5 separate regions of the Homo sapiens genome follow, and regions 1, 2, 3 and 5 are each linked to region 4. Evidence: chromatin contacts called from ENCODE Hi-C or POLR2A ChIA-PET data. All regions are on one chromosome and are shown on one strand. The core of a region is the stretch at or near the end of the contact, and the rest is flanking DNA. Distances in the headings are between cores, read along the strand shown. Region 1 has its middle 170 kb from the start of HABP2. Region 2 holds the start of CASP7 (caspase 7). Region 3 holds the start of MXI1 (MAX interactor 1, dimerization protein). Region 4 holds the start of GPAM (glycerol-3-phosphate acyltransferase, mitochondrial). Region 5 holds the start of CCDC186 (coiled-coil domain containing 186).

Evidence for each region. Hi-C counts contacts between places; a loop is a spot of excess contacts on that map. ChIA-PET counts read pairs that join two places held with the same protein, here RNA polymerase II (POLR2A). Pooled maps may share reads with other maps.
Region 1: a map of naive thymus-derived CD4-positive, alpha-beta T cell shows a loop between it and region 4 (7-fold over the local background). The contact joins the enhancer-like site here to the promoter of GPAM in region 4. A Hi-C loop is called at or near these places in 2 of 168 maps with a recorded cell type or tissue (IMR-90 and naive thymus-derived CD4-positive, alpha-beta T cell) and 12 of 50 pooled maps.
Region 2: a loop to region 4 is called in a map of CD8-positive, alpha-beta T cell, with 19 times the contacts of the local background. The contact joins the promoter of CASP7 here to the promoter of GPAM in region 4. A Hi-C loop is called at or near these places in 2 of 168 maps with a recorded cell type or tissue (CD8-positive, alpha-beta T cell and naive thymus-derived CD4-positive, alpha-beta T cell), 2 of 37 single-sample maps with no recorded cell type and 11 of 50 pooled maps.
Region 3: a pooled map shows a loop between it and region 4 (5-fold over the local background). The contact joins the promoter of MXI1 here to the promoter of GPAM in region 4. A Hi-C loop is called at or near these places in 11 of 50 pooled maps. POLR2A ChIA-PET finds 5 or more read pairs at or near these places in 2 of 52 experiments (CD8-positive, alpha-beta memory T cell and activated CD8-positive, alpha-beta memory T cell).
Region 5: a loop to region 4 is called in a map of CD8-positive, alpha-beta T cell, with 8 times the contacts of the local background. The contact joins the promoter of CCDC186 here to the promoter of GPAM in region 4. A Hi-C loop is called at or near these places in 3 of 168 maps with a recorded cell type or tissue (CD4-positive, alpha-beta T cell, CD8-positive, alpha-beta T cell and naive thymus-derived CD4-positive, alpha-beta T cell), 3 of 37 single-sample maps with no recorded cell type and 11 of 50 pooled maps. POLR2A ChIA-PET finds 5 or more read pairs at or near these places in 1 of 52 experiments (PC-3).

The regions. Positions count from the first base shown.
Region 1 is chr10:113,383,398-113,387,863 of GRCh38, reverse strand. No RefSeq gene overlaps it. Among named protein-coding and RNA genes, the nearest start is that of HABP2, 170 kb to the left of the region's middle. RefSeq lists a silencer at 2,445-2,554. Within about 2 kb of position 2,608, at least 8 of the 41 ENCODE cell types and tissues checked have a DNase peak (open chromatin) inside an H3K27ac peak, as active enhancers do.
Region 2 is chr10:113,676,950-113,681,356 of GRCh38, reverse strand. CASP7 (caspase 7) reads right to left here and starts at 1,445. Exons shown (of 7, transcript NM_001227.5): 1 at 1,379-1,445. RefSeq lists an enhancer at 570-859.
Region 3 is chr10:110,204,934-110,209,119 of GRCh38, reverse strand. MXI1 (MAX interactor 1, dimerization protein) reads right to left here and starts at 1,515. Exons shown (of 6, transcript NM_130439.3): 1 at 1,038-1,515. The coding sequence starts at 1,311. RefSeq lists a silencer at 1,265-1,344 and an enhancer at 2,934-3,434.
Region 4 is chr10:112,180,992-112,185,285 of GRCh38, reverse strand. It overlaps GPAM (glycerol-3-phosphate acyltransferase, mitochondrial), which reads left to right and starts at 1,521. Exons shown (of 22, transcript NM_001244949.2): 1 at 1,521-1,593; 2 at 2,395-2,492; 3 at 3,473-3,603. The coding sequence starts at 3,502. RefSeq lists a silencer at 1,374-1,603.
Region 5 is chr10:114,171,374-114,176,096 of GRCh38, reverse strand. CCDC186 (coiled-coil domain containing 186) reads left to right here and starts at 1,894. Exons shown (of 16, transcript NM_018017.4): 1 at 1,894-2,082. It overlaps MIR2110 (microRNA 2110), which reads left to right and starts at 1,918; the gene lies at 1,918-1,992. It also overlaps a transcript of TDRD1 not described here. RefSeq lists a silencer at 1,559-1,828 and enhancers at 1,889-2,088, 1,684-2,212.

The DNA of each region.
Region 1 (4,466 bases), core at 1,359-3,858, 1.2 Mb before region 4:
TGTGTGTGTGTGTGTGTGTGTGTGTGTGTGTGTGTGTGTGTGTGTGTAATTAAAGCGATCCCTAAACTTGAGAATTATTGAGCATAAATGCATTCAAACTATTCATATTTTCCATACTATTAAGATTTCCTGGCATATCAATCTTCTTTGTGGCAGAAATCAATAGTCACTGTACTTACTGAAAAAGGTCTCTCCAGACCAAAACCCCTGTGTCCCAGGGCTGGGAAATTGGCTCCTAGGAAATAAACTCTGGCCTGCAAACTTTTCCAGACTTTCCCCAAATCCCCAGTTGAGTAAAATAATGAGTCAGGCCCTCTAGGACATTGTCATACACCTTTTGGGGCAGAATAAAACACTTTAAAATAATTCCACAACTGAGGAAAAGGTATAAAGAAAACATCTGGGAGGGAGGAAGGGAAGTAATGGTTATCCCCAAAAGGGTAGGATGTCTGTAGGGGCAAGGATGGTGACTTTTAGTGCTTATACATTTCAGTAATGTTTGAATTTCTTACTACAGCTATGTATTATTTTACAATGAGAAATTTTAAACTGACCCCATTCCTAGGCTGGTGGGGATGGGGTGAGGAGGGTAACCAGTAGAAACTGCCCCCAGACCTTTCTTAACAGAGAAACTCTTAACTTTTCCTACAGGAAGCCCTTCCGGGTGCAATTCCTTATCTCAACCTCTGCAACAGTGCCTACCAATGTTATAGCACTTCATTCATTCAGCCTTTCATTTGTTCATCCACTCAACAGCTATACTTTGAACAAGGCCCTGTGGGAGGCCCTGCGAGGCAAAGACAAGACAAGCGAGTTGCCTGTCACACGGAGCATGGGCTGGCAAGGAGATCCATAGTAAACCTCCAGTCCTGCACTCACCCTTAATGGCATGTGCTTGGATAGAGATGAGACAAGGCCCAGAGGGGCACATGCTGGAGAAACTGAACCCCAGCCCAGAGGTCTGGGAAGGCGTCTCTGGGCAAGAGACCTTACAGCTGGGAACTGAAAGATGAGAAGCAGCACTGACCAGGTGAAAGGGGTGGCAAGACCAGGAGTGTCTGGGCTGAGCACCCAGGCAGGCACTGAGATGAGAAGAAACAGAGCTCACCAAGGAAAATTGAGGGAACTCAGCCTGCTGGAGAAAGGTCCAAGGAGAGATCAAAGAAGCAGGAAGGGCCAGATCACCTGATGCTTTGCAGAATGTGGGATTTTAAACTTTACCCTAAGAACAGTTCGAAGCCACTGAGATAGGTATCCCTGAGGACTCCATTTGTTCTCCACTGTTTTTGTTCACTTCCACTCTGACACACAAGCTCCTAGCTCCATGCCTGGCAATTAACAAGAGCCTAAAAATAATCAGCTGGATGGCTGAACCCAGTCACCCCAGGGAGGGAGAACCTGCAAGCAAAGACCATGACCGCACATCCGACATCTCACCTCTCTCCCTCCTTTTGTCTCCCCTGATCCAGGCCTGCAAGCTGAGAAGTGTACAATCCTCACAACAAGGAGTGATTGGCAATCAGGTGCAGAACTAAGCTATTTCTTTCACCACCACAGTCCTTCCAAAATGTTCCCAACTGGCATCAGATATTCTCATCCTGACCAGTGAGACAACCCAATGAAAACTGGTGACTCAGAAAGGGTAAGCATTTGTCAAAGGCTGTACAGCAAATCCCCGGGTGCTTGGCGAGTCATGTCTTGGCCAGTTGTCAAGGGCAGTGTCCCCTATGTCATTCCTCAAATACATATTTCTAGGCTTAATTATATGAATTTACATTTCTTTGGCTCAAAAAAAGTAGGTATAGGGGCATTTTCAATGCTGCACACAACTGAAAGTAGATTGAAACCATCCCGACCTCAAACAGAATGTCAAAGCAGTTGGGTTTCTGAGCAGCAACAGAATACTTTTTATAGAATGGGAAGTCAATTGAGAAATCATAAAAAATTAGAGTTGGGAAGGACCTCTGCGCTCACGAGGGTCAGGTCCCAGGGGCTGCTGTAGAATTGTTCCCTGTGGTGAAGGGTCTAATGTTTTGTCCACTCAAGTTTTAAATATCTCAACCAATAGCTCACCCCTGGGGACACCTCTCCACAGGGCAATAGATCTTGCTGTCAGGGCTTTTTTCCTGCTATTCAATCTCACTTTTCCTTTCCTCCACTTCATCCCATTTGTCTTTGGCAGTAATTTAGACAAGAGTGTGCTGACGTTTGAAAACGAAAAGCCCTGTCTTTGCCTTCAACCTCGTTTTTCCAGACCCTTCTACCTACGGAAACTTCAAGATCTGGCAGGGAGAGAGGGAGGGAATGAGGAAGAGAGGCAAACAAACAGACTGGCGTGGGTTCTGGAAGAAGCTATCAAAGGGCCAGCCCCCAAGGCCTTGAACCCACAGGTGTACAGGAAGAGAGGGCACTGCTGCTCCGGAATGTGCAGATTATAGAGGACCTGACTCTCAAAGGCAGAAAGTCACCGAGTTTTCTAGGCAGTCCAGAGCTCAGCCACCTCTTGCTATGACACATTAGACAGAAGGTGGCAGCATAGCACCAGGCTCTGTGTGCTCAGTGGCCCTGTCCATCGCAGCACACCCCAACTGTTCGGCTTCCAAACTCCACGAGCAACAAAACCCAACCGGCTGGAACGCCGGGCTTAGGCCAAGAGTGAGCTGCAAATCAAGGCCCTGGCCAGTTTTTTAAGTCAAATCCCAAACAGTTAGGATTGTGTGAGCACAGTCCATTTTCTCCCCAAGAACATCTTGCAGCCAGAATGGAATCCAAAAAAATAACTGCAGTCCTGAACAGCGGTGTTTGTCCAAGCTGATCTAAACACATAAACTTACCGTCTCGTCTGGTGTTTTGTGCACAAATTTTTGTGTTTAAAGACATCTGGGGTTAATGCTTTTTTTTTTTCTTTATTCTTTCTAGCCCTTGGCTATTTATTTCTGAATTTGTCTCTGGTTTTCCTGTTTCCCTTTGCTTATTTTTTACTTATTTGGTAGTGTTTGCATGTGGTTCTTCTGAAAGCAAGGATCCACAGGCTACGCATTTCTCACTTGGAGCTGAAGTCCTGCTGGGGAACCAATTATATGTCCTACCCACCAGGGAGAGTGTGATATTTTTTATTACTTTCTAATTTCAGGTCTTGAAATGGCTTCAGTGATCAGAACATTCTTCTGCTTAAGAACCTAAAGGGGCCAGTGAAAGGATGCTTTTGATTTGTATTTCATTTAGAATGGTCCATACTCAACCAAGTGTACTCCAAGGATTTCCATGGGGCCTCAGAGGCTTGAAGTGGGGAAAAGCAAGACAAAGACAACAACAAAACTTTCTCGCTGCTTGCCTTATCATACTGGGAAAATGCCGGCTACTTGGGGAAAGTCTTTCTTTGAGAAGTTGGTGAACTGAGAAAAAAATGGATAGAATTAGAACAAAACAATTTCACTGGATTCTAAGTCTATTTAAACTACAGTAGTAAATCAAAACCATACCTCTTTCTCATTACTCATGGCCCGATAGTAGAGCCTCCTAAATGCTTATTAAAGCAAAAGCAAGAAGTGTTTCATTTCTAAATACATTCACAGGAATCCCCAACAAGGTGGTTGCTTCTTTCTAACTGTTGTTTGTTTTATGCTTGTTTCTCTTCTTGAAAGAGTTATCATGAAACGGAAAGGCTTAAAAGGGGGGTGGGGGTGGGGGTGAGGGTCCAAATAGGCTCTAATGAGGAAGAAGGAAATAAAAGTCAAATTCTCCCCGAATGTCTGAATTTCTATTTATTTATCTTTGCAATAAGAGAGGATGCCTGACAATCCGGAACTGCTCTTGGATAAAACGAATCATACCAAACAGCTAACAACCCTGCAGAATAGCTCAAAGCCCAAATTATGAGCTATTTCAAATCCTTTCCACTTGCCATGGGGGTCTTGACTGAGTTTTTTCTTTTTTTTTTTTTTTTTTTTCTTTTTTTCCTGGCTCACATGCTTAGCCAGGAGGTGATTCTGAATGTTTATCTGAAGTATCTCCCTGATATTCTGGGGGGACTTTTCTCTCAAGCAAAAGCTCTGCTGAAAAGAGGAGCTTGTTTTAATTCTCATTAAGTTATACCCAGTATTGTGAACCTTTTACTAGTGAACAGTTAATTTTAGTGAGACGGACTACAAGAAACTGCCATATATAACCACGCTCAGTGACAACATTTTACAAAATGTGAGTCAAACATAAACATTTATGACTTTCTAATAAGCCAGCTACCATATTTGCTATTATATGACGCTCTGTTAAAACAATCTTTTCTACTTTTAAATAGAGATCCCATGAGAGCAAAAATGTTTATCTTTGTTGTGTATAGCTTCCTTAAGTACCATTTTATCATATTATTTAAAATTCAACAAATTAGCAGCCAGTATTTATTATTTAAAGAAAGGGTGTTTCTTCAAAGTTTGTCTGAATTAAAAATCACAAACCAATCCATCTCC
Region 2 (4,407 bases), core at 196-2,695, 1.5 Mb before region 4:
ATGCATGTAAAATGCTAGGTGGCACAATCTAAATAGTCAAGAAATATTCCCATTATCACCACTGCCCACGAGACTAAGATAATATGCAACTGTCAACCTTTGCCGATATTTAAAAACCACATCCATATTTTAAAAAGATTTTGTAGAGACTGAAAAAAAGTTCCTGTAGTGATTATTTCTAAACATGTTGAACAGGAGCCCACATGTTGGGGCAACTGGTACACAGCTGGGTAAGAAGTCACTGCCCAGCTATTGTCTGAACTTTTTACTTTCATGAAGGGGGAAATGGACTGCAGCTGCTTCCCCTGAAAAGTGACATCATACAATTTGTGACTCACTTCTTGCCCAAATAAAAATCTTCCTAAAGGGCACACAGAGAAGACCTGAAAACCTCCCCCTCTTGCCTCTAGCAGCTGGGAGGGGGAAAGGGAGGCTCTGCTGGGCACTCAAGCGCTCCGCTGCGTCACCCAAGGCTCATGGCACTGCTAGACCAGGGCCTTTACTTTGCTATTGCAGAAACTTTAGCTTCTTCAGAGACGTTAAGTAACCTGTCCAAAGCCACACAGTTTACAGGTGGCAGAAGGTGGACTGTGAATCTAGGCAATGGCGGTACCAAGGGTGAAGGTCAGGCCGGCGAGACCCAAAAGGAGGAAATAGCCTGTAAGTTGAGACAACAGGGAGGGCCACGTCAACTAGCCCAGGAGCCCAGAAGTTCAAGAATAAAGATCTGGAAATGATACACCCACAATCACCCACAAGTAATTTTACTGCTCCATAAACCGCAAAGCTGTCACCTGGAGCCTAACACTCCACACGTCTAAATGTCTCCTGCCTGGTTTCCACCTCCTCAAGGTCCCTCTAAGAGCCCTGCAGCAAGGACGCTCAGCTCCAGTGTACTCAGACTTGACAGAGCCACTGCCGCGAAACGCGTACCATAATCAACTCTGTCCATCCCCGCCAACAGTCTGCGGGGATCACCGTGGTTCCCATTTAACAGAGAGAGGGTTGAGGTCCCACCGCCGGCAGGCAAGGGGTGGGGACCGGAACGCAGGCAAAGGAGCCCTCGCTGTTAGCCGCTGTGCCAGATCACGAGCCCTCCTCTCCTAAATCTCGAATAGTACGAGGTGTCCCCTAGCCCCCCGGCTAGGAGGGAAGGGAGGACAAGCTGAGCAAGGCAAGCGATGGAGAGAGCGGAACGGGCCCTCTTCCCAAAGTTTCAGCGCAGGCCGTCGGGGCCACTCAGTCCCACTCAACCAGGCTCCCCTAGACCACGCTGGGGGCGCAGGGGGGAACTAGGAAGCCGGCAGGAAGGAGGGAGGCAAGGCGCGCACGGCCGGCGGGCTGGAGAGGCGCCGGCCGAGGTGGGGGCTGCAGTTACCGTTCCCACGGCGGTAGGGCGGCTGGGACTGGCACAGTCTCTCTCCGTCGCTCCGCAGCAAGGGTCTGGGGCCCCTTTAGCGAAAGCGAAACTAAAAGTCTCGGCGCTGCGGAGGGAGGAGCCGCCCTGGGTAGGGCCGGGCGGGGCTTGCACCGCCCCTGGCTCGGGGTAGTGCGCTCCGCAGGGGTGGAAGAGCCCAAAGCGACCCGTGTCCCCGCACGCATAGTCCCTGGAGGGCGCTCTCTGCAAAGCTGGCCGCGCGCTCTGCCAAGTTGGCCCCTCGCTCTACAAAGTTGAGCCCGCGCGCGGGAGAACGCGCACAGCAAAGTTTGCAGTTTCCCGGGACAGCCGAGCCGCCGCGGGTTGTTCCGGGAAAAAAACAAATCTGCCAAACTGGCCGCGCTCCAAGTGACCCAAAGAGCGCAGATTTCGCGGCGGCGCTCAGTGATGGGGCGCTCGTGTGGTCACCTCCACTTCCCCGCCCCCAGTGTACACCTCGACCTGGGCCTTCACATCAACTCGGAGACCCCTTTCCCATAGCCAGAGGCTCTCCCCTAGCGAAACCTGGATCCCAGCTGGAACTGCTGGCGTCCCCCTGGGGGACTCCACGCCTACATTAGCATGCGTACCCCACAAGGCTGATCCGCTTCGGGCCCGCTGTGGCATCCACTGTGGTCTCCTAGACGTTGCTTTGCGGGGGGCGCCCTCCTGCGCGCGTGGGCGTAGGACGCTCCCTCAGCTTTGAAGGAAGTACCCACCCAGCAGCCCAGCTTGCTGGTGGAGATGCTGCTCCTGGATCTTTCGGGAAATATTTGTTGTGCGCCCCCGTGTGTCAGGGACTGGGTATGCGGCCGGGAGTCAGTCAAACACGGGAGAGACTGAGCACTTCCACGGATTCTAGTTCACCCCAACCCCACAGCATACGCACACACACACACACACACACACACACACACGGACACACGGATTCCAGTTCACCCTGACCCCACAAAACACACACACACACACACGGATTCCAGTTATCCAGTTCACCCTGACCAAACACACACACACACGGATTCCCGTTCACCCTGACCCCACAAAAGACATACACAGGCATTCCAGTTCACCCTGACCCCACAAAAGACATACACAGGCATTCCAGTTCACCCTGACCCCACAACACACACACACACGCATTCCAGTTTACCCTGACCCCACAACACACACACACACGGATTCAAGTTCACCCCGACCCAACACACCCACACACAAACACACAGATTCTAGTTCATGAAACCCACCACACACACGGATTCATACACACACACGCACCTAGTTCACCCTGACCCCACAACACACACACACACACACACACACACACACACACACACACGTCTTTCTTCACCCTGGCTCAGGGAAGCAACTAAACTCAATCACACTGAGGTGTAAAATATCTGAGAAGAAATTGTAGTTTTATTCATATCAGAGACACAGTATTTACTTTTAGGAACCACCAAATCCTTGCGTGAATGGAGTACATGCTTAGTGGTCGGATACCAGGCAAGAACGCCATCTTCTCTTTCTGTTTGCTTGCTTTCCCGTGGGCCTGAGACTTCAGTATTTGTCGCTCAAATCTCTCCAGGTGAGGATGCTTCCTTGGTTTGAAAAAAAAAGACTGACCCCTGGCAAGTGTAAGGGAATAATTATAATTGATTAACTTACGGGAAAATCCTGAATCCCTGAATATTTTTAACCAGCAGTGACACAATTTCTAATGTGGCTGCCCTAGTCTTTTTTTAATACCCATGTTCCCAAAATGTTGGAGGTAAAGTAAGCCATTTAGACGCTAAGATAATTTGCTTTGTAAAGAAATTCAAGGCCAGGCGCGGTGGCTTACGTCTGTAATCTCAGCACTTTGGAAGGCCGAGGCGGGCGTATCACGAGGTCAGAAAATCAAGACCATCCTGGCTAACACGGTGAAACCCTGTCCCTACTGAAAATACAAAAAAATTAGCCAGGCATGGTGGCGGGCGCCTGCAGTCCCAGCTACTCGGGAGGCTGAGGCAGGAGAATGGCGGGAACCCAGGAGGAGGAGCTTGCAGTGAGCCGAGATCGCGCCACTGCACTCCAGCCTGGGCGACAGAGCGAGACTCTGTCTCAAAAACAAAATAAAATAAAATAAAATAAATTCGATTGTGAGTCATCTGAGAAACAAAGAATACTATTAGTAAAGCAATTAAATTACTCTTTGATTTATCTAATTTGTAAATCTAGGATCTTGCAGGTTATTCCTGAAATATAGTGAATCAGTGTTAGAACTAAAAGAGGCTTTTACAACTAATCTCTGTTCATTTTATAAAGAATCTGAGGCTCAGCGAAGTTGCCCCCGTCACAGATTTGCTAGTGGCAGAAGTAGAATCAAATTGCCTTTATTTTATTTTAATTTTTATTATACTTTAAGTTTTAGGGTACATGAGCACAACGTGCAGGTTAGTTACAAATGTATACATGTGCCATGTTGGTGTGCTGCACCCATTAACTCGTTATTTAACATTAGATATATCTCCTAATGCTATCCCTCTCCCCTCCCCCCACCCGCAACAGGCCCCGGTGTGTGATGTTCCCCTTCCTGTGTCCATGTGTTCTCATTGTTCAATTCCCACCTATGAGTGAGAACATGCGGTGTTTGGTTTTTTGCCCTTGCGATAGTTTGCTGACAATGATGGTTTCCAGCTTCATCCATGTCCCTACAAAGGACACGAACTCATCATTTTTTATGGCTGCATAGTATTCCATGGTGTATATGTGCCACATTTTCTTAATCCAGTCTATCATTGTTGGACATTTGGCTTGGTTCCAAGTCTTTGCTATTGTGAATAGTGCCGCAATAAACATACGTGTGCATGTGTCTTTATAGCAGCATGATTTATAATCCTTTGGGTATATACCCAGTAATGGGATGGCTGAGTCAAATGGTATTTCTAGTTCTAGATCCCTGAGGAATCGCCACACTGACTTCCACAATGGTTGAACTAGTTTACAGTCCC
Region 3 (4,186 bases), core at 266-2,765, 2.0 Mb after region 4:
ACCTGGCTGGTAGGGGCAAAAATGAAACAAATAAATACAAAAAAGAAGCCAGGCCAGGGTGGGGTTCCCAGCACACCCCCACCCACGCACTACTATCCACGTGAATCTGGGGGTGGGCGGGTGGGGGGAGTAGAAATCGACCAGGAAGGCGTTTGCCTTGCTTGCCCTGTGCGCTCACTCAAGAGCCGTCTCCCGGAAAATAAAGAAAAAGCACAGAACAGCCCACACCTTCTTCCCCAACTATTGTTTCTCAAAGATCCCAAAGTTTCCTTCTAGCCGCGTCCCCACGGCCAAGTTTCCCGGGCTCAGGACGGCGTGTCCGGGGCGAGCTGCTGGCGTTGCTTGGCCCCGCCGGCCTCCTTCTTTGGGGGGGGGGGGGCGGCGGTGGCACCCCACGGCAACGGACGTGCAGGGGGACTGTGTCCGTAGACGTGATGGCCTGAGCCCAGTCCTGCTGCTAGAGGGAAGGAAAAAGGCGAAGTAGGAGGGAGAGAGAGAGACAGAGCCGAGCCCACGCCGTGGAGAGCTGTTTGGTTGTTATTGTTGTAGTGTGTGTCTGTGTGTTTTCTTTCTGGAACCTCTGAGCTCTGCCTATGGTTTCCAACTTTCGGCTTCTAATCCCCACCCCACCCAGGAACGAGCAACAGAAAAACAACACTTGTCTGCCTGAGAAGGCTCCGGAAAAAAAAAAAAAAAAAAGGAAGAAAAGCGACCTCAAAGAGATGAGCTCTCGGCTCAGTTGTCAGCAAACAACAACACTCCCCCGCTCCTCCGCTGGGCCATCCTCCCAGCCCCAGCCCGCCGGAGAGGACAGACCGACGCACCGACAGGCCCCTCTCCCCCTCGCCCGTCTTTGTTACATCTTTAGCAGCTTTGTGCGTGCGTGTCCTTTCTCCGGTGTCATCGGCTTTACTGCCAAGGGCTGGATGTGTATGTTGGGCGGGGGGGGGACGGGCCGAGCTCGCAACAGGGGTCGCCCAAGTGGGCGAGAAAGAAAGAACCGGGCGCCGAGGAAGAGCAGGGGCCCCCAAACTTACTTTTGTTTTCTTTCTCGATCTGCTCCAGGTAGCTGGCGGCCTCGAGCAGAATCTGCACGTTCTGCAGAAAAGTGTTGATGTGCTTCTCCATCGAGTTCTCGCTGGTGTTGAAAATGTCTGAGAAGGGGCACCTGGGCTTGGCCCCAGCGGGGTCCTCGGGCAGGGCCGGGGGCTGGGGCGCGGCCACGGCGGGGGGCACAGCCGGGGGCGCGGCGGGGGCCAGCCCCGCGCCCTCGCAGCGCGCCTCCTTGCGCGGCCGCCCGCGTTTGCCCATGGAGGAGCGGGGGTCCGCCGAGCTCGTCCTCTAACGGGGCTGCGCGGCCCGGCCGAGCTCCGGGCCCCCAGGGAGACCCGGCCGGCTGGAGCAGAGAAGGCGCCGGGGCGAAAAGCCGGCCTGACTTCCCGAGCCTCGCTGCCTGCAGTTGTGTGTGTGAGTGTATGGGAGTGTGTGTCGGTCTCGCTGTGAGTCTGTGTGTATGGGAGATTGAATGAACCTACAGGACAGACGGAGGCACTCTGGCGCCTGGGTCCTAGTGCGAGCCTGTCGCCATCGGACCGGTCAAAATAAAAGGTGGAGACTAGCGAGCGAGGCAGGGACCGCCCCTGCCCGTCCCCGCAGGCTTCCCTGCCTCTCCCCAAGGCTTACCACAGAGTAGAACACTGTCTTTTAACCGGAATGGAAAAAAATACCTGATGTCTCTGGGTGCACCTGCATAAAAACAAACTACTTTTTTCACAGAAAAATAATGCCTCAGAAAGTGTCCAGCACAATGCCTGGCACATAGTTAGGTCCCCATACATGGTGGCTGCTATGACTTAAAAATAAATAAATAAAAGCTCCCCAATCCAAATGGGAAGAAGGGAACCAGTGTGTAACCAGAAGATCCCCCCACCCCCAACACAAACACTCCTACTCACAGACACACATACATACGTAATCACGCACACACTTGCGAGGCACCTGTGTGTGCCTTCACACAGTCAAATGAAATCCCAGGCCGTCCAAATCCGAGTTACAGATTTACTCATGCCTTTCTCCCTTCAAATGCAAAGTTATTTTCCAGAAGTGGGAGGAGATGTCAGCATCCCTCTCCACACTCCTCTGCCCAGCCTTGGTTCAGCTGTGCAAAGCTCACACCAGGATGCCTCCACACCTGGCTCCCTTTAATTTGAGAGGCAGAAGTGGCAGCTCAGGAACCACCCCCCTCCCCAGCTGAATTCCACCTTTTGCCTCTGAAAACCCCTACCCCAGCTGACATTGTTTCACTGCCACTGCTGTCCGCAATCATGGATGCTTTCCAGCCCTGGGAAGTACTGGAGGTGTCAGGGGATGATTGAAGGCTGCTCTAGGGTGCCATAGGAAAGGGTTCAAATCCCAGCTCTGCTGCATACAGACTGTGTGAGCTTGGACAAGTCCCTTAACCTCTCTTGGCCTAAGTTTCCACATCATTGAAATGTGTGATAAGATGCTTGTGTATTGTATCTGACTTAGCACACTCTGGCCCATGGTAAGCTCTTTTTCTTCCAATCCAGACCCAGGCAAGAGCCTGAGTCCCCTATTCTGATGTAACTTGTATCTAAGAAAGGAACAAGATGTAGTGAACAAGACTCTTCTGCACTTCCTTGGAAAATATCTCTATGACAAGCCCATCTAAATATGGTTACTTTGCAAGGTCACCTGGAGTTTTCCTCCAGGGGAACCATTTATATAGAGGACAAAGACAATGCTGCCCCCTGGAGGTGTGCGATGCAGCCACCCTACTCAAAGGCAGCTTCATACACATTGTCATAAAAACTCTTGATGGCCGGACGCAGTGGCTCACGCCTGTAATCCCAGCACTTTGGGAGGCCAAAGCGGGCAGATCACCTGAGGTTGGGAGTTCGCGACCAGCCTGACCAACATAGAGAAACGCTGTCTCTACCAAAAATACAAAATTAGCCGGGCGTGGTGGCGCATGCCTGTAATCCCAGCTACTCCGGAGGCTGAGGCAGGAGAATGGCGTGAACCCGGGAGGCGGAGCTTGTAGTGAGCCGAGATAGCGCCACTGCACTCCAGCCTGGGCGACAGAGCCAGACTCCGTCTCAAAAAAAAAAAAAAAAAAAGTTTATCTTCCATTATTAGAACAATTACTGATTTTTTGCTTCTGTGAGAACCACAACCTGAGTTATTCGTGTTGAAATGCCTGTAAACATCTAAAAATGTTAGGAAGACCTCATGTATGCACAGTTTCAAACAAGCTTTCTCCAATGCCATTTTGCAAAAACTGGCCCTTGTGTGAAACAGCTCTGATCTCTCTTGCCCCAAATGAAAGATGGTACTGAGACAATGAACCAGCTAAGCCCAGAGAAAACCTTGCTTTCTCTTTAATTGCCCATTGGTGGCATGGGTCAGATGTATAGTACTGCAACATACATGCACCACCAAGACAGGCACACGCATGCATGAGTGCCATGGTGGGGGAAGGGTGTTTTGTAATTATTTATTTATCCCTGTTCCATCTCTCATAGGTCTGCGAGTTTCAGAAAGCCCAGTGGGAATCTTCAAGCTGGGCCACGGATCTGACCAAAGCCAAAATAAACAATGGCTTGAAGAAAATCTACAAAAAAGTGCTGATTTGCACTATTCCCACAGTCGGCCACAGCCCCCACCATCATTCCCATGGAAAACACCACGGCTGGTGCCAAATCAAGTTTTCCCCCCATCATAGGGGCATTGTTTTTTGTTATTATGTGAGTTCTTAGCATCAGACAATGGCACCACAAGAGACACAGTGGAAGCAGGAGAAATGCCTTTTTGTTTCACAAAGTCTGTGTTACTGTGCCCCCAGAGTCTCGCATATAGTTTAGTTGCATATATTCATTTTGGTAACACGTATGTGGAACGACGAATGTGCCAAGCTAAAGCCCGAAGCCCCCTCCTTATTTGTTTTCAGAGCCCATCAAGTGTTAAATCATATTAACATCCCATTGCTCTCTCCCTTCTCCCGCTCCGTTCCCCAATTAACAGATTTCTCTAATAAAGTTGGCCCCAACAGAAAGAGTGGTGTTTCAGGGGTTATATCACAGGACAGGCATCCAGGATGCTGGGTTACAAGCTCAGCTCCATTCCCGATTAGATTTGCTTCCCAGGAGGAGCCATTCAAACCCTT
Region 4 (4,294 bases), core at 272-2,771:
CCAGATGTTGCAAATTTTACCTTGTTAGGTGTTGGTTATTTTTAATTTCCTGTAAATATTCTTGTGCTTTGCTCTGGGACACTTTGTTCTCAAAAACGGTTTAATCCTTTGGTGGCTGGCTTTTAAGATTTCTAAGATAGAATCAGAGTAGCTTTTACATTAGAGCTAATTTTGCCCCACTACTGAAGCAAAACCATTTGAGTTGTGAATTATGAGGTTTTCCAGTCGGGGTGCCAGGATCAGGCACTATTTCTGGTCCTGTATAATCACTGGGTATCTTTCTACTCTGCCTTGTGGGAGCAGAATTAATTTCCTACCCTGTGCAAACTTTAGTAATTGCTCTCTCTTTTCTTCATACATGATTATTTCCTGCCCTTAGGTAGCTTCCTCACACACATGCTCTAATCAGCGGAAGACTGGAGTGAGATCTGTTGTAGATCTCCACAGCTCCTTCTTTCTCTGTGTAGCTTTCTCCTTTCTGATATACAACTCACAGTTCCAGCTGCTTTGGCCTCCCTGCTCTCCCAGTTCTATCTCTTCAACTCAGGGAGTCTGCCTAGCTCTTTTTGGCTGCTCCCTCTAGTTAGTAAATCAAGGCAATCATAGGGCTCACCTCATTTGTTTTCCCTCCTCAAGGACCACTGTCCAGCACAACGTTTAAAAGCCATTGTCTTATAAATGCCTGTTTGTTTTTGTTTTTAGTTGTTTTAGGCAGGAGAGTAAATTCAGTCCTGTTGCTCCATCTTAGCTGGCTAGACTGGATTGCTATAAATTTTAAACTATCTAAATAGTTGCATATATTTAGGGGGTACAAATCGATGTTATGACTTATGAATACAATGTGGAATAACTGAATCAAGCTAATTGACATATCCACCTCAAATACTTCTCAGTTTTCATGGTGAGAACTTTTGAAATGTACTCTTAGCGATTTTGAACTGTATAATACATTATTATTTACTATATTCACCATGCTGTGTAACATATAGTCCGAAGGGGGAAAAAAGCCCTTATTTCTCCTAACTGAGGCTTTTTATACTACAAGCCTTATTTGCTTCTTTTCATATCTCATTTTCCTCCTTAAAGGAAAAGGCACTCAGCCACTTTGGTAGAAATTACACAACATGGCCATTTGCAATCCCTGCCTCTCCCATTCGTAGTAAATCCTACATAGTCTTACAGATCTCATAAAAAGTCAGACCACACACATAACCTGATAGCCCACGCGCACATTCCCAACAGAGCCTGGAAGAGGGACAAGCTCCCGGATAAGCTGAATTTACACAAAGCAGAATGAGGTACCCACACACACTCACACACGCATGGCCTAGGCAGGGTAACCATCTGTCCAGGCGCTCACACACTATCTTTAGCCACACACAGGCACGCACACTCGAGTACACACATTACACCCTCGGATCCGCTCACGCTCCCTGAGGCTCGCAGGCCGGGCCCCGCCCCCGGCGCTGGCTAGCCGGCGGCCCCGCGTCAATGCCACGCGCCGGTTGCGTCATCAGGGTGCGCCACTGCAGCTGGCATTGGCCGGGACTGGAAGTGCGGGCTTCTGCAGCAGCCGAAGCTGGAGCTGCTAGGGTGCGAACTGCCAGGGCAGGTGTGGGCTGCGGGAGGCTACTCGGGCCGGGAGCGCCGGGACAAGTGCATGGAGGTGGTGCGACTCCTGCAAGTTGCTGGGGCAGTCGTGTCCCCTATTCCCTGACACCCGAGCTCCGGTCTTCTCCCTGAGAAATCGGTCGGGCTCGTGCAGGGGTGGGGATCAGGATTCATCTCTCCTGGGGAGACTGCGCTGGGGCATGGGTTCCCCTGGGTTGGAAGGAGTCCTTATGGACTCAGTCCCCTAAGTATCTGCACGCGCGGAGGCGCCGCCAGCCAGCCCGCCTGGGTCCCTAGGGAACATTGAGGCAGTAAGGGGTACTCTGAGAGCAGCCGGTATGCTGGAGATAATTAATGACAGCGTTACCATTGATTGGACTGAGCGCTCACTGTGTGTTACACACTGTGGTAGACCCTTTGTTTATATTATTCCGTCCTCTCAACAATCCAGGAGGTTAAGAGCTATCATTCTGCCCATTTTCCAGATGGGAAAACTAAGGCATAGAAGTTAACCAACTTATGGTAATAAAAAATCACACAGATGGTAAGCAGTGGAAGATTTAAACCTCACAGCTGGTCTTCCAGCCTCTGTCCTTTTCAGATCCTCTAGTCAGCTTCTCTCAGCGCATGCTGCTGGCTGGTGCCTCTGGGATATTGCTTCTTTATTACTCCTTGACCTAGAGCGAACTGTGCGGAGGGAGGAAGTGCAAAACGTGGACCTCCTGTTGGCACAAACGAGCCTCTTTGTCCTCTCCTCATCCTCTCTTCACTTCATTTTCTCAGGCAGCAGCGGCTCCCCTGTTGTATGGACATTCTGCACCCGAAACTGATAGCTGAGTCCTGAAGTTTTATGTTATGAAACAGAAGAACTTTCATCCCAGGTGCATTGGTTTATTCTCTCCCCTAGCCTGTTATGTTAGATTGTACTTATGTTAAATTTTTAAGGACATAGGTGGTTATGCCGAGAATAACAGTGACTGTAGCCAACCCATGTGGGGATTGTAAAGAAATTGGAATATGCCTTCCAAAGGAACACTGTTAATCTAGACATGACCTTTCAGGATTTTAAAGGAATAATTTTAGGCCAGGTGAGAAACAGCCAAAAGCAAAAATAATGTGAGGCTAGAGATTATGTTTGAAAGTTTTTATATTTTGGATTAATATCTATTCTAGGAGTTTACTCTTAGTGAATCTTTTTCCTTAGGGTAGAAAAAAGCTTATCGAAAAGGATGAAAACTTATACATCAGATATTTCAAAATAGTGTGCTTTTCTTTCAGAGCTTTGTAGCTTTGTATTACCTTTGTATTAAAAGTGAAAATGTTCTTTTAGGACATCACAAGAAAATTAAGATCTTAATTTAAGTACGGGAACTTAAGGGGTGCCCTAATTGCCTTAATTAAATAAACATGCCTTCCTTCTGCCAGGAACTATTCAATTAACAAAAATGAAATAAGAATAAGCTCTTATTTTCATTTGCAAATGACTATTCATAGCTATTTTGTTTGGATACAATTCATAGCTATTTTGTTTGGATACTATTTTGTTTGCATACTATGTTTTGTTTGGATACTATTCATAGCTATTTTGTGTGGATACAAAGGATACAATGTTGTATCCTTATATATTCAGGAAGTCTTAGAATACAAATGCTGATTTTTTTTTTTTCTAGTCAGGGAAGCCTAACTGTGTTCATATAAACACATCAAAGTCAGTTTTTACCTTGTGACTCAACATGGTAGAAGTCTGTCAGTTCATGTGATATCCCATTGTGGAGCAAAGTAATGTAGAAATCAGAATTTTGAGTTCTAGTATTTACTCTCTCGATTCCTTGTTAATTTAAATGGTACCTATTTTTTATAGCACATGATTTGGGAATTACACTTTGTGACATGGATGAATCTGCACTGACCCTTGGTACAATAGATGTTTCTTATCTGCCACATTCATCAGAATACAGTGTTGGTCGATGTAAGCACACAAGTGAGGAATGGGTAAGTTTAGGATAAGAGTTAAAAGCACTCAGCCTAAAAATGTTCATTTCAATGATGTTTATGAAGGTGCAAATACTGGCAGCAACATAATATCACATCAAGATTAATAGCTACAGAAACTGGTATGTTTATGAAGCCTAATAAAAAATTTTATGGCATTATATTGGGAAGAAAAAATGGTTAGAAAATTTATGTACACTGATTATGTTAGAAAACAAAATAATCATTTTGCATAGGAAAAAAACCCTAGTAGTAGTTTTGGGTCGGTAAGAAATTTTTTTTTCTTTCTTTCTCTTGGTATGTACTTTCCATGAGTTATACTTGAAAAGCATGAATTTTATAATAGAAGTAAACTTTAAAAAATTAGGAACTTATAGTATGAATTCAATCCAAAAGGCGTACATTTTCTTGGATTGTTTTTCCTATTTCAATATAACATGACGTATTTTAAATATCTTAATTGTCTTTATATAAAAAATGGTGGGGTTTTTTTTTTTGCTTAATTTTGAGAATGTTATATCTGTATAACAGAGATGTGAGCAACTGAGCTCAAAGTTAAGCATTTTTAGAATAGAAGAGCAAGGTTTGACCCTAATTGAATAGTATAGCTATAATTTAAGTTCTGGTCTTTAAGTTCCCTTGATAAGATAAAGGAATGTTATATAAGTTTACCTGTTTTTTATTTAAAGTA
Region 5 (4,723 bases), core at 645-3,144, 2.0 Mb before region 4:
ATCTAATGGTTCTAGATTCACAGATGACCATTACCTAGATCCATTATTTCATCAGGGTTTGCAAAATGGTGATCATCTATCTTTCTTTCTGCAATTATTACATGGAGTTCTACAGAGAAGAGCTTCCCCACATTGACTATTTGATTGACATTCAGTTTGCAACAGGAAAGGTAGGATGAATGCTTGATTCTTTATCAGTTCTCAGATTGTAATGACTTGTTGGCATCTTTCCAAGAGGGTCAATGACATTAAAAAAAATAAATGCACTCACTGATTTTTTTACATAGTGCGTCTCAACCAGTTGCTGTTATTATTTTTGAATGCTAAATTTGTCCTGTTTGAGAAGTTGGGGCATCTTTGAACTGCCTTCTGAGTCTTTTGGGTACAGTTCATGTTATCTTTGCTTTTCTTCCTTGCTTTCTGCTACAAGCAATATGTCCTAGGCTATCTTGCATATTTCTTGCCCCTACTGGGAATCAGCACTTAACCTCCAAGAGAAGCCAAGGTAACTTTTTTTGGGCAATGCTCTTTAGAGATCACAATCTGGGGAATAGGAGTGTGCAATGGGTTGGTCACTGTTCTAAGAGTTTTCAGTGGACACACCTTTTTTTTCACGAAAAAAATGTACCATGAGTTAATTCTGATATTTGTAAATTCAAATATAGGATTGCAGAATTTTAATATAATGTCTTTGGTTTATATTTGTATTTCTTTTCTCTTATGGTGAAAAACTTGGTTCACAAAGATATATTTATATACTTTATACTAATTATAAATTCAGAAATATTCAGAAATAGTAATACCTATGTTATTACTGACGAGTACCGAAAACAGCTTAAGGTTTCTTCAGTTTTTTCCCCTTGGATTAATGTCTCCCTAGGAAGGCTTGGTCGATTTATTGTTTTAAAGTCAAATCATTTATTTTCTATGACAAGACACTTTAACTGCAAAATGTGCTTCAGTGTAGTACCTTCATTTAAGGAGGAGTGAGGTGCCATTACACCTCCGTGTGTGTGTTTTGCCAACAGTATCGAAGACGCTTAACAGAACAGTAGTAAGTTTTGCTTTACAAATTCTTACATTGCAGAATCGTCTGCATCAGCTATTTTCATTCATGAGATATGTGTAAGACCTAAACCAAAGAACATCGTTTCCCCGGACTGAGGAGGTTTGCGAAACCTCCAGAGACTGAACTGCTGACCTTCCTTCTCTGGGCCGGGCGAGGCAACTGTACCCAATACACTTTTTGTTGCCATGCTGCGTGCCAGGTTACTCAGCCGGGAGAGGACACTTCCTACCATCAATGCGCTCAGCTTGAAGCCAGAGACGAAGGCACCGACAGTTTATTATTAAACAATGGCAGCAGCGCCACGCTGAAGACACGAACGCGCTGTTATGGAACCCCCAGAGGTCTCCCCCATCGTAGCCTGCTCCAGCCGACTCCGCCCACGTAAGGTGCAAGGTTTCCGCATGAGAGCCGGGAAGCCACAATTTCAAATTCTCTTTTATTGCTTTATGTCCCTGACTCATGCAGGCCAAAGGGTGAGGAGGAGTAATAGCCAACAAGAGCGTCCTGCAGAAAGAAACAGGCTGCGTGGGTCCGGAGGAGCTTGAAAGGAAGAACCCGACCAAAGGGCAGGAGACCCGGCTCTCCAGGTCGCGGAGGCGTGGGTGCCCAGCCAGGCGGAGTGCGGGGCGGGGCCTCTCGGGCCGCAAGGTGGGGCCTCCTGGGCCGGGAGGTGGGAGGTGAGCTCCGCCAGCCCAGCCCACTGCAGACAGGTTACCCAGGACCTCAAGGTGTGCTGCGTCACCCCGCCCGCGCTGCGCTGATTGGTTCCTCCAGGGAGCCCCCGCCCCCTCAGCTGTAACCGGGCCGGCTTCAGTGTCGCCGCCATCTTTGTTGATGTGTCAGCTCCGCAGGGGTTTGGGGAAACGGCCGCTGAGTGAGGCGTCGGCTGTGTTTCTCACCGCGGTCTTTTCCTCCCACTCTTGGCTGGTTGGACCCCGCTATGGAAAAGTTGGCCCCTGAGCCAGAGCTCCAGCAGCCTTGTTAGGGCGTGGCCTGAGGCTTGGATAAGTGGGGTAAGTGTCTGAGGGGTACTCGGGGCACACCGGTGAGTCGCGGTGGCGGTGCGGTGGGGCTGCCAGCCTTCCGCTCCTTCCTGCACGTTCCGTGGCGGGGGCGAGGGCGAGTGCGAGGTGGAGGTCGAGGTCGAGCGGGCTCCCCGCCTGGCTCCTTTGAGGGCGCGGAGGAAGGGGAGGGCTGGGGAACGGGTTTCAAGCCCTTTCCTCTCCCTGCCTTCCTCCTTCGGTTCCGGGACCTTGGAGGTGGCAAAGAGGGGTCAGCGGGGGTCGTGGGGGCTGTGCCTCGAGAGCGTCTGAATTCGAGCCCATTGCCTGGGCTGCGTGTGAACTGCAGCCAAGCCCTACCTGCTCGAGAATCTTTCCTAGACTCAATCGCCTATTTCGTTTTTCGTCTCAAGTTGACTGTATGTGGGTGTTTTATATTTACTGTTGTGAAGACTTGTTACCCTCTTCCAAACACTTCCATTACTGTGATTCTAAGTTCCTTAGAAGTGATTCTTTGGAGTGGTGGATACTGTTCTTTATGTTGTCTTTCAAGGACGTCAAGGCATTTCATAAACCTTGGTTGGTAAGGAAGGGGTTTCAGATTTATGTCTCCATCAGTAATGAAAAATGGCAAAAACAAAACAAAAACCCTTCTACGTGTCCCTAAGTAGCAATCTTGGGAAACAGTGCAGGTGTGAGTATTGCTTAGCTGTTAACAGTTTAACAACTTCACCTAATATTCCCATCTTGATTTTGTTTAGAGGAAAAAGTCCTGGATTTCGAGTCAGAACATCTGGATTAGAATCCTACTTCTTTCACTTGATAATCTTGTTACCTGTGGAAATCAGAAGAGAGAATATAGTAAAAATACGCAGTACAGTCCCAGGTACTTGGCCGTTTTCTCTGCATGTGTGTCATGTTCCTTTGATGCCCAGCTTTTTTTTCTTCCAAAACGATAGGCCGGGTGTTGTCTTCTAAGGTGTTCAGTAAATCAGGGTTTCAAGAGGTGTGCTGGTAGTCATTCAGAAGAAATTAATCTGCTATTATCTATTTAGGTATGCTAGTTGTGGGTGTGGCTTTCCCAACTATCAAGTACACCTTAATATTTACCGAGTGTTCATCTCGTGGGAAGGATTCAGGTTCAAGAGAGATTGATAGTGAAACTGAACTATCTCTGTGTGTAATGTACACTGTTCCCTGTGTAACTTCAATTCTTTATCCAACATTACACAAATAAAAAACAGTAATGATTGGCTAGGTTCATTTTTCTCTTTTATTTCTGGTCTTTTCATGTTATTTTTAATGCAGTGAAGATATTAGATCACGAATCTTGCAGTATTAAGAATTAAAACTTTTTACAGCATAATAGGCAAACGTATGATTACTGAAGATTCTCCCTGGAAATGCATGGATTGTGTTTGTTTTTTAAAGGCCCTGTTAAATTCAGAATAACTGCATATAAACTTAAGGTTTCTTTAAACAGTGGAGATTCCATAGTGTGTCATTGGCTTTTGAGTCCTATTTATTGCTAACGGAAAGGGTTGGCTGGTGTGTATCACAGTGACCACTCTAACCTTTTAGTTCTTTCACCCATAAAGTAGAGTTGTCCTTTAATGCTATGCAGTGACAGCATAGCTAATGATTGCTTAGTATGTTCAGTTTAGAAACATCTATTTGCAGCTTTATGCTGACATCACAGAGTGAAGATAAAAGCATTGCAGTATACTGACTCCAGGAAGAGACAGTAGGTTGAAGCACAAAGCAGCTTTATTTGGAGATTTAGAAAATAATCTTTCCCTTTGAAGAAGGACTGGTAATCTGCACTAGTTTCTCAAATTCATGCAACAGTTTCGTGTTAAAGTAAGAATCCTTACCCTGAAATTTTTTTTCTTTTAGTAAAACTTAGGTTTTTCTTTTATCTCTACCTTAAAATAACTAAAGCTGGTTTTTCAATTTCTCATAAACATATCACTGAGTTTACAGTATTGCAAATGTTATACTTAGTATTCATTTTAGGGGCAGCAGTGAGATCATAGATAATTTAATCTATTGTTTCAAACTGCTTTGAACTTTCTTAGCTACTGAGATTTAAAAAATGTATTTGGGCTAAAAAGTAAGAAAAAGGAAAAATACTGAGATGAAGGGACAGTAGACACAAAGTGGAAATCAGCACCAGCATAGTTTTGATTGGATTGTGAGTGTATTTCTTATTAACATTTGTCTATCATTAAGACACTTGAACTGATAATTGTGGGATTATGTAGACTATGTAATGTCTACCGCACTTACTACATAATCCCACGGTAGACTATCAGTTCATGTTTTTAATAAAGTAGAGCATACCAAATTAACCAACTCTGGCCAAAGGTGTCTTCAAAATTTAAACATTAACCCAAACTTTTTAATGTAATGCAGGCTTATAACTTGAAAAAAAATTTTTTTTAAAGATACTAGGCTTCATTTTGTTTAGTTTTTTGAGACAAGATCTCAATCTGTCACCCAGGCTGGAGTATAGTGGTATGATCATAATTCACTGTAGCCTTGAACTCCTGGTCTCAAGCAATCCTCCTGCCTTAGCCTCCTGAGTAGCTAGGACAACAGGCACAGGCCACCATACTAATCTTTTTAATTAAAAATTATATATTATTATTTT